Regions from separate parts of the Homo sapiens genome. Here region 2 is linked to region 1. Evidence: chromatin contacts called from ENCODE Hi-C data. All regions are on one chromosome and are shown on one strand. The core of a region is the stretch at or near the end of the contact, and the rest is flanking DNA. Distances in the headings are between cores, read along the strand shown.

The links. A loop is a pair of places that touch in the nucleus more often than their neighbours do. Pooled maps may share reads with other maps.
Region 2: a loop to region 1 is called in a map of CD8-positive, alpha-beta T cell, with 30 times the contacts of the local background. The contact joins the promoter of MICU1 here to the promoter of EIF4EBP2 in region 1. A Hi-C loop is called at or near these places in 2 of 168 maps with a recorded cell type or tissue (CD8-positive, alpha-beta T cell and naive thymus-derived CD4-positive, alpha-beta T cell) and 6 of 50 pooled maps.

The regions. Positions count from the first base shown.
Region 1 is chr10:70,401,803-70,406,686 of GRCh38, reverse strand. It overlaps EIF4EBP2 (eukaryotic translation initiation factor 4E binding protein 2), which reads right to left and starts at 2,542. Exons shown (of 3, transcript NM_004096.5): 1 at 2,141-2,542. The coding sequence starts at 2,285. RefSeq lists silencers at 2,241-2,450, 2,481-2,670.
Region 2 is chr10:72,624,095-72,628,978 of GRCh38, reverse strand. MICU1 (mitochondrial calcium uptake 1) reads left to right here and starts at 2,900. Exons shown (of 12, transcript NM_001195518.2): 1 at 2,900-2,969. RefSeq lists enhancers at 2,896-3,045, 2,596-3,133.

The DNA of each region.
Region 1 (4,884 bases), core at 1,293-3,792:
AAGCACTTTAAGAACTAATCCAGGCTATGAGACAGGCTTCTATCTTTGAAGCAACGCTTAAAGACTATGCCCTTATTTTTAAAAGTATGGTAGCTTGACTATTTGACATAAGCCAAAAACGTGTCTAGGTGGCTCTTCCCTCAGGGGATTAATATATAGCTGAAAGTTTAGTTCCCTTTCCAAATACATTATAGCTGAGTGCAGTTGTCACTATGACGTGTTCTGAACTTCTGGAAGCACAGGCATTTACTGAGCAATACCACAAAGAATTCTGGAAGAAGTTATAAATCCCTTTCCATCACCTCGGAAAACAGCATCTATTTCTTAAAAGCTATCAGTTCAAGTTCAAGACAACTCTTATATGGAGCAGATTCTGGTCTGCCAAAATTTTTCAGGATTAAAAAGCAAGATCTTGGCCGGGTGCAGTGGCTCACGCCTGTAATCCCAGCACTTTGGGAGGCTGACGGGGCGAATAACTTGAGCCCAGGACGAGCCTGGGCAACATGGAGAAACCCAGACTCTACCAAAATACAAAAAAATTAGCCAGGCGTGGTGGCACGTGCCTGTGGTCCAGCTACTCAGGAGGCTGAGGTGGGAGGATCGCTTGAGCCCAGGAAGTAGAGAGTGCAGTGAGCCGAGGTCGTGCCACTGTACTCCAGCCTGGGCGACAGAGTGAGACCCTGTACCATGCTCAAACACGAGTTGGTCTTGAACTGATCATATCGGGGGGAGATTTCTTCCATGAGTTAAGCCACCTAAGAACTCCACTATTCTGCAAAGTTAACATTTCCTTAAACCCAGCTCTCCATATATATTACTGAACTTCTGCCTGGGTCATTTAAAAAGCCTTTCAAGGCAGCCCGCCCAGCCCCCAGAGCGGCCTGGCTGAATTTCTCTGTAAAGCTCCCTCCTAGATTTTATCCCTTGGTGTTGGCAAGAAGGTCTCCTTACTCCACAGGCCTTGCTATTGTGCAACTGATTTAAGGATGGTCCAGGCCTAACTGCATCGGATTGGTTGTAGTACAGCTCCTGAGCCCTGCCCACAGGAACAAGGCTAGCAATCCTCTAGACCGCAGGAGCTGCGAAGTCCCCACCCTCTAGCAAGAGGCCACCCCAGCACCAAAAGAAGACAAAGTTCTGAAGTTAAAAAGGAGGCCCCGTTCCCTTCAATAAGGCTCCTCAAAATCGCTTTCCAGGCTCCTCCCTCTGGAGGACAGCCCAGTTAGGGCACAGACAACCTTTGAGCTCTCTTCCCGTGACCAAGCTTCACCTCTACCCCAGTATTACTTATTTGTAAACAGTTCCTGGTCATGCTTTGAAAAGCAATGCCAGGGAACCACCCTCTCTCTGGATTGCCTCTCTCTAGCCCCTTCCACAGGATCAAGCAACCACCCCACCCAACTGGGGTGTCCTTGACAAAGGTCCTTCAATCCATTTCCAAAGGCGTCGCTGCCGAAAGACACCCTACCTTAAGGCTGTCAGCACCCTACCACCCCCACCTACTTTCCCTTGGCTATTACTTGAGCTTTATTTTATCACGCTCTCCTCCCGGCCTGGGGACTCCCCTCACCCGTGGGGCCTCGTCCAGCAAAGTAAACAATGCTGTCAAAGCGGGATAACGCTGGGCGAGGCTTCCAGACTCCGCATTCCAGCCTCCTCCCGGTGTTCTAAAAGCAGCAAAAACAAGCCATCGCAGGATGCCAGGGCCGAATTCCTCTCCCAAAGTTCTTTTTTAAAAAGCCCCGGAGCCAGCTCCAAAATCAAGCATTAATTTGCACAATCTACGACAGGCAATGCAGACTGTAATGCAAGGCCAAGTGGAGCCAAATCCGCCCGGGAAGGAGGCAGAGAGGAGAGAGAGAACTGGGTCGAATGCGTAAGCCTGCCACGAAGCGGAAACAAGAGCTCTTTTTCGCGACAGGACAGCCACATTCCCGAGTGGGGCGCGCGCCGACTCGAGCTGCGGGCAAGAGCGAACACGAAGTAAAGGGTCCCGAACGCTCGGGCGGGCCCAAGGGCAGCGTCCCCGGGGCTTCGGTGGAGCTGGGGGCGGGGGCGAAGCGGCCGGGCACCGAGGCGCCGAGGAGTTAGAGGACCGCGGCGGGACACCGGGCGCGGCGGACGGCTGGCCGGCGCTCACCTCCCGGTGTGGTGGAGAAGAGCGTCCCCCCGGGCGTGGTGCAATAGTCATGAGGTAGCTGCGCGGCGTCGCTGATGGCCACGGTGCGGGTGGGGATGGCGCGGCTCTGGCTGGGCTGGTGGCCGCTGCCGGCTGACGAGGACATGGCTGTGGGCGCGGGCTCTCGGCTTTGTCCGGCGGGCAGGCGGCGGCGGCGGGGCCGGGGCTGCTTCGGCTCCTCAGGCGGACGGAAAAGCGCGCTCTGCGCGCTCCTCGCTCGCTTCCTCCCGTTCCCTCGTCCCGCTCCGCTCCCGCCGCCGCCCTCTCAGCCGCCGCCGCCGCCGCCGCTCGATCCTCCGGCCTCAGCCAGCAGCCTCAGGAGCAACAGCAGCGGCAGCAGCGGCGACGACGACGACCGGAAGCGGGCGAAGGCGGGAGCCAGAGGGAGTTGGGGAAGCTGGTCGGCCGGAGGTGACGTCGCCGCGGGGCGGGGCGAGGCAGTGAGGGGCGTGGCTGAAGTTGTTGAAGGGGGCGGGGACGAGGGGCAGGGCTGAGGAAGAGAGTGGCTTAACCCCAGCGAGCGGGAGAAGAGCCAGAGGGAGCGCGAGCTAAGTGTTTGTGAGCCTGGTGAAGGCGGACAAGGAAAACTTTCTTCTTATTGTTTGTCATTGTCGGTTAACACCACTTTACTTGAGCAGACTTGAGTTTCTCATGCATTCCTATGCATTAAAAATGTAATTTTACTTTTAATTGTTCATTATTAATTCAGGCACTACATGCACGATGTACTGTATTTTAAAAATCAAACAGAGCAGAAAGGTTTATGGTGCCACTTTCTCCCAGTTTCCGAACTCCCCTCAACCGCTGTACCAGTTAATTGTGTATCCTTCCAAAGACCATCACTATATACACACATAAAGCAAGATCTAAACATTAGGAAAAGGAAGAAACCAAGAGCCACTCATGGCAACAAGAATGAGTATTATTGTATTAGAGTTAAAATGAGGCACAGGAGAGGGCTTAGACCATGAGGTACCTGAAAAATCTAGATCTGGAACTCTATTCTTTCCTCGAGGGGTTCTCAAACTTTGGGTCTCAGTACCTCTACATTCTTGAAAATTATTGAGGATTTCCAAGAGCTTTTGTTTGTGTGGATTATATGTATTGATAATTATTGTATTAGAAATTAAAACTGAGCCGCTGCTGATCACTAGTGGGATTGTACCTGTGAATAGCCACTGCATTCCGGCCTGGGCAACAGAGTGAGGCCCTGTCTCTAAAAAACAACAACAACAACAACAACAAAAAACAAATTAAAACTGAGAATGTTTTAAATGTTTATTAATTCATAAAATAATAACCTATTACATGTTGACATTATATTTTTTAATTATCTAAAACAAATAGTGAGAACAGTGGCATTATTTTATATTTTTGCAAACGCTTTAATATCTGGCTTAATAGAAAACAGCTGTATTCTCATATCTGTTTCTGTGTTCAAGCTGTTGTAATGTGTTGATTCAACTATATGAAGAAAACCCAGCCTCACACAGGTATGTAGTTAGAAAAGAAGGTTGTCTCAGATCCCCGAGGGGCTCTCCAGATCACACTTTGAGAACCGCTGCACTAGGGCAGCACTACTTCTGCCCACAACATGCCCAAGGTGGGACTGGGAAGACACTCATGGGTAAGGCCAACATAGCTACCATCATTCCCATTTTGCAAATGAGAGAAATAAGGGTAAGAGAGGTTGAGGGGAAAACAGCTATTGCTTCACTGCTCAGAGGGTCAAACAGGTGCTTGGCAAGAACATAGACAAAAGAACTTACAACAGCCCAGGGCAGGCCAGGGCATTACATGGTACTGATTTTGTGGTGAGTGCCCCAAGAATCCAGAAAAAAAAGTCCCCTGCCTGTCCTGCCATCTGGAAGCTGCCAGAGTTGCAGAGGGCTGAGTTTAACCTTGAAAGACTCTGAGACTTTGGACATGCCAACAGAGACACTTCTAGTGGAAGGAAAGGGGAAGATACTAGTTTACATTTGTGTAGAGCTTACAGTGTGTGGTTGATAAAGTGCATCAGTCCAGTAGGGGCACAGTAACTCACACCTATAATCTCAGCAATTTGGGAAGCTCAGGTAAGAGGATGGCATGAAGCCAGGAGTTCAAGACCAGCCTGGATAAAAAAGCGAGACCCTCCTCTCACATTTCTACAAAAATAAAAATAAATAAAAAATTATCCAGACATGGTGGTGTGCACCTATAGTCCCAACCTACTCAGGAGGCTAAGGCAGGAGGATCTCTTTAGCCCAGGAGTTCAAGGCTATAGTGAGCTACGATTGTGCCACTGCACTCCAGCCTAAAAAGACCCTGTCTCTAAAAAAGTTAGTTAATTAATTAAAAAATAAAGTGCATCACTCTTTGAACTGTCTTTATTTACAAATTTTGGGGGTGTTCTGGGGACAGTGAGGTGGGTCCCTTCTGGCCAGAGCAAAGGGTAAAGATGGCACAAAAAAGTTAAGCTGGGCGCAGTGGCACACGCCTGTAATCCCAGCACTTTGGGAGGCCGAGGTAGGCAGATCACCTGAGGTCAGGAGTTCGAGACCAGCCTAGCCAACATGGTGAAACCCCATCTCTACAAAAATACAAAAAAAAAAAAAAAGTTAGCCGGACGCGGTCGCGCATGCCTGTAGTCCCAGCTACTTGGGAGACTGAGGCTGGAGAATCGCTTGAACCCTTGAGACAGAGGTTGCAGTGAGCCGAGATCA
Region 2 (4,884 bases), core at 1,651-4,150, 2.2 Mb before region 1:
CGAGATCGTGCCACTGCACTCCAGCCTGGGCGACACAGTGAGACTCTGTCTCAAAAAAAAAGAAAAGAAATTTGCAATAATGTAAAACCATGCTACTCTTTTTTTTTGAAGTTGTTTTTCTTAAGAATACATTATTTATGTCAACATATAATGGATCTATTATTTTTAAATGACTAAGTACACATTAAAATAATTTCAATTTTAATTTTCTTTCTTTTCTCTTTTTTTTTTTTGAGACTGAGTCTTGCTCTGTCACTGAGGCCTAGGCTGGAGTGCAGTGGCATGATCCTGGCTCACTGCAACCTCTGTCTACCGGATTCAGGCGATTCTCCTACCTCAGCCTCCTGAGTAGCTGGGATTACAGGCGTGTGCCACCATGCCTGGCTAATTTTTGTATTTTTAGTAGAGATAGGGTTTCACCATGTTGGCCAAGATGGTCTCGAACTCATGACCTCAGGTGATCTGCCGCCTCTGCCTCCCAAAGTGCTGGGTGCCATTGTACCCGGCCTCAATTTTAAGTCCTCATATGCTAAATTAAAAAAAGTTTATAGAGACAGGTTCTTGCGCTGTTGCGCAGGCTGGAGTGCAGTGGCATGATCATAGCTCACTGTAGCCTCAAAGTCCTAGCCTCACGTGATCATCCCATCTCAGTCTCTCAAAATGCTGAGATTATAGGTATTAGCCTCTGCCTGGCCGAATATGGTAAATATCGATAGGTATAACACACATAAATAAAAGTTATTTTGAGTCCTCAATAATTTTTAAGTGTATAGGGGTCCTAAGACCAAAACGTTTGAGAAACAATGATTTATGTTTTTAAATGTTATTTAACAGTTAGTTTGACTGATTAGTTTTATATAGACAAATGTTGCCTAAAATTAGAATTGAATTTCAGCAAATCTTTCTTTCTTTTTTTGAGACGGAGTCTCGCTTTGTCGCCCAGGCTGGAGTGCAGTGGCACGATCTTGGCTTACTGCAAGCTCTGCCTCCCGGGTTCCTGCCATTCTCCTGTCTCAGCCTCCCGAGTAGCTGGGACTACAGGCGCCCGCCACCACGCCTGGCTAATTTTTTGTATTTTTAGTAGAGACAGGGTTTCACCGTGTTAGCCAGGATGGTCTCGATCTCCTGACCCGCCCGCCTCAGCCTCCCAAAGTGCTGGGATTACAGGCGTGAGCCACCGCGCCCGGCCTGAATTACATCATTTAAGAGTGGAAGCCTCAGAGGCCTTCAGGTCAGGTCTATGTCCCGCTACTGCATGTACTGCATTACCTAGGGGTGTCAGCCTGCTTCCCTATCTGCAAATGAATAAAACAGTATCCATCCTAGAGTGGTTGTAGACAAGCACTGGGTTGTATGTAAAGCGCTAGCACAGAGCCATGAACACAATCATCTATTGTACTTAGGTTAGTTGGGTCTGAGAAGAAATGGAGAAAACAGAGTTGATTCTGCTTACTTCACAATTTACCCCAGGGATGGTTTTGTTGGCTTTGTTTCCATGGTTGTTGCCTTTTCCACAGCTCTGCTACGTAAATTCTTGGGAAAAAAAAATTATTTGAAAGTTCTCTGGGACCAGCGAGGTGGCTCGCACTTGTTAATCCCAGCACTTTGGGAAGCCGAGACGGGAGGATCGCCCGAGGTCAGGAGTTTGAGACTAGCCTGCCCAACATGGCGAAACCCCGTCTGTACTAAAAATACAAAAATTAGCCGGGCGTGGTGGGGCGTGCCTGTAATCTCAGCTACTCGGGAGGCTGAGGCAGAAGAATCACTTGAACCTGGGAGGAGGATGTTGCAGTGAGCATCACTGCACTCCAACCTGGGCGACAGTGCGAGACTCCGTCTCAAAACAAACGAACAAACAACCAACCAACACCCCGCTGCCCCCCCCCCAAAAAAATTCTCTGGTATTATAGTCATATTTCCATCCTATTTCCACAGCAGGGGTGAGGATCCTTTGCCATCCCATTTTTCTGATAAAAACACCTTCTTCAGCCGGGCGCAGTGGCTCACGCCTGTAATCCTCGCACTTTGGGAGGCCGAGGTGGGCGGATCACCTGAGGTCGGGCGTTCCAGACCAGCCTGACCAACATGGAAAAACCCCGTCTCTACCAAAAATACAAATTAGTAGGGCGTGGTGGCGCATGCCTGTAATCCCAGCTACTTGGGAGGCTGAGGCAGGAGAATCGCTTGAACCCAGGAGGCAGAGATTGCAGAGAGCCGAGATCGCTCCACTGCACTCCAGCCTGGGCATCAAGAGTGAAACTCTATCTCAAAACAAACAAACAAACAAACAAACAAAAAACACATTCTTCAAGGGAAAACATGTTTTTAAGTGGCTTCTAGAGATTATAAACTCTGCAATAATATTAGTCTGCAAATAAAACACCTGACAAAATCATCCACCAGAGGAAGTGGTGAGGGTTTCTAAATCCAAAAAAGTCTCAAGGTTATGAAACAGGAACATTTAATCTCTGAGAAAACCTAAACGGAGTTGGAAAGAAACAATTTCCAACTCACTGTGGTCCAGTTTTCTTTTCACGAACTCCTTTTTGCTTAGCCAACATAGCCAACACGAAAACGGGTACCGAGGAGGTGTTACAAGCCACAGTAAATTTCTCAACAGATTCCTATGACCCTTGTGGAGGGGAAAAAAACCAGAAGAAATGCCCGAGAGCTTCTGGGAGCTCTCCAGCTTTCCCGCCTAAACGCTGAGGGGAGTAAGGGGGAGTGACGGGGCTAGGGCGGGGCCCGAGGCTGGGGCGTGGCGCGTTGATTTCCCCGCCCCTCCCCGTTCCTTTTCCTCTGTGCCCCTCCCACACGCCTGTCTCCACGATCCCGACAGGCCCAGCGGCTAGGAGAGTCACGTGAGAGTGGGCGGAGGGGGTGGAGGTTTGTCTCCGCTGTTTCATCTCTATGGCTGTCAGAGGTGGGCGGCTTTGACCGAGAGGCTGCTGGAGCTCGTGTTTGGACGCGTGAGTCTTGGACTCTGGAGGGTATAAGGAGACAGCAATTTAGGGAAGGCGAAGGGGAAGGGGGTTGGCGAGACAGCCTTAGGGAACTGGGCTTCGTGGCTGGCCGTTTGTCCGCCCCGGGCATCCGGCTACTTCTCGGGTCTGGCGGGATACCTGTCTCTCCCTGATGCGCTCAGCTTTTGGAGAGGAGTCCGTAGTCTTGCTTGCCTCCCGTCCTCCACTTTCCTTCACCCCAACCCGTCCCTTCTCCCGTCCCGGGAGAACTTCTCCCAGTGCCGGGTTCGCAACTTGGCGCCGACGCCCCCCTCCTCACAGGCGACTGGGACACTCTGGTAGCCTTGACTGGCTCTCCTGGAATTTGTGGATGTGGTTAGAAGTGGGTGCGGGAGTTCACAGATGGATTTCTAATACGGAGAAATATTAACCACTGAATCGAAATAAGTGGAAAATCAGTGAGGACTCAAAGGAGAAATACAAAGTGCAGGCTACTCGGACTGTTCAGTTTTTATCTTTTCCAGCGCCTTCCCGTTTTCATTACGTTCTCCCTGTTTTGTTTTCACCGTCGCATTCTGGCCGGCCATAGGCTGTTTTGAGAAAGAGCTAGATGTTATTGACTCTATGTGAATGTTGGGAGAACAGTTTAAAACAAACTGTTCTTCAAGTTGCCTTCTCTGTAATCTTATGGTTGATGGTTTCTTTACCTTCCAATTTTCCATGTCTTAAAAAATACGGTGGCCATTAGTAAATATAAGTAGAATAAATATCTTATAGCTAAGGGACTAGAGTAAAATATTTTATTTTTCCTGTGGTACCTTAGAAACGCCCATTTTCTTCCTATTTATCAATAAATGTTTCTATCTCACTTGTTTGGGTGGCTTCTTTGATATGCCTTTGTTTATATTAGAACATCCCTTTGGGGCACGTAGGGAAGTGATCGAGCAGTATAAGAAAGGAGTTTGCATTTCATGAGGTGAAACAAGTTCGGTGTGGATAGCTGTAGGAGAGTTTAGGTTTCATTGGACCATATGACAAATAATAAACGTCAGTATCTTGAGACAAAGGTGTTGGCCAGAATGACCCACCTACTGTGTTTCTGGTGTGGACCAGGTAATGAGCTTTTTGAATATTGCCTTATCCTAAAAACTTTAGAACCCATTGCCACTTGTCTGTAGGAAGGTGGCTTTTGCCTCCAGCTACTCTTTGTCCCAATCCTTGGTTTGTCCCTGATTGTCTCTTCCACTTAAGAACATCACTCTGGCTACCTAATATATCAAGCAAGTGTCTCTGACATCTTCTGAGTGTCCTTACTGAGAGCCATAAAACATAATATTAACAAAAAGTGAATATTCTGGAGTGGCTTGTGTGCCTGAGGAGAAAGGGAAAGAATGATAGAAACTAATAGAAGCTAATAAATGCAAGAGAACAAAAGTGTTTATTGCTGTCTTCCTTTATATTTACTATATTCAGTAGATTGTTTACATTCCTAAGAAGTGCATCTTGAGACTAACTTTCCTGTGTTTAAGAATAAAACAGGCTGGGTGTGGTGTCTCAGGCCCATAATCCCAGCAATTTGGGAGGCCGGGTGGATCCCTTGAATCTAGGAGTTTGAGACCAGCCTGGGCAATATGGCAAGACCATCTCTACAAAACACAAAAATTAGCTGGGCGCATGCCTGTAGTCCTGGCTACTTGGGAGGCTGAGACAGGAGGATGGCTTGAGCCCTCGAGGTTGAGGCTGCAGTGAGCTGTGATCGTACCATTGCACTCCAGCTTGGGCGACAGAGCGATACCCTGTCTCTTAAAACAACAACAAAAGAATAAAACGATATGAAATTTCTCCATAATGCAATATTATGCAAAATAATTATAATTGAAATATTTAACTGACCAACTCCTTCAGATCTTATGCTATTCAG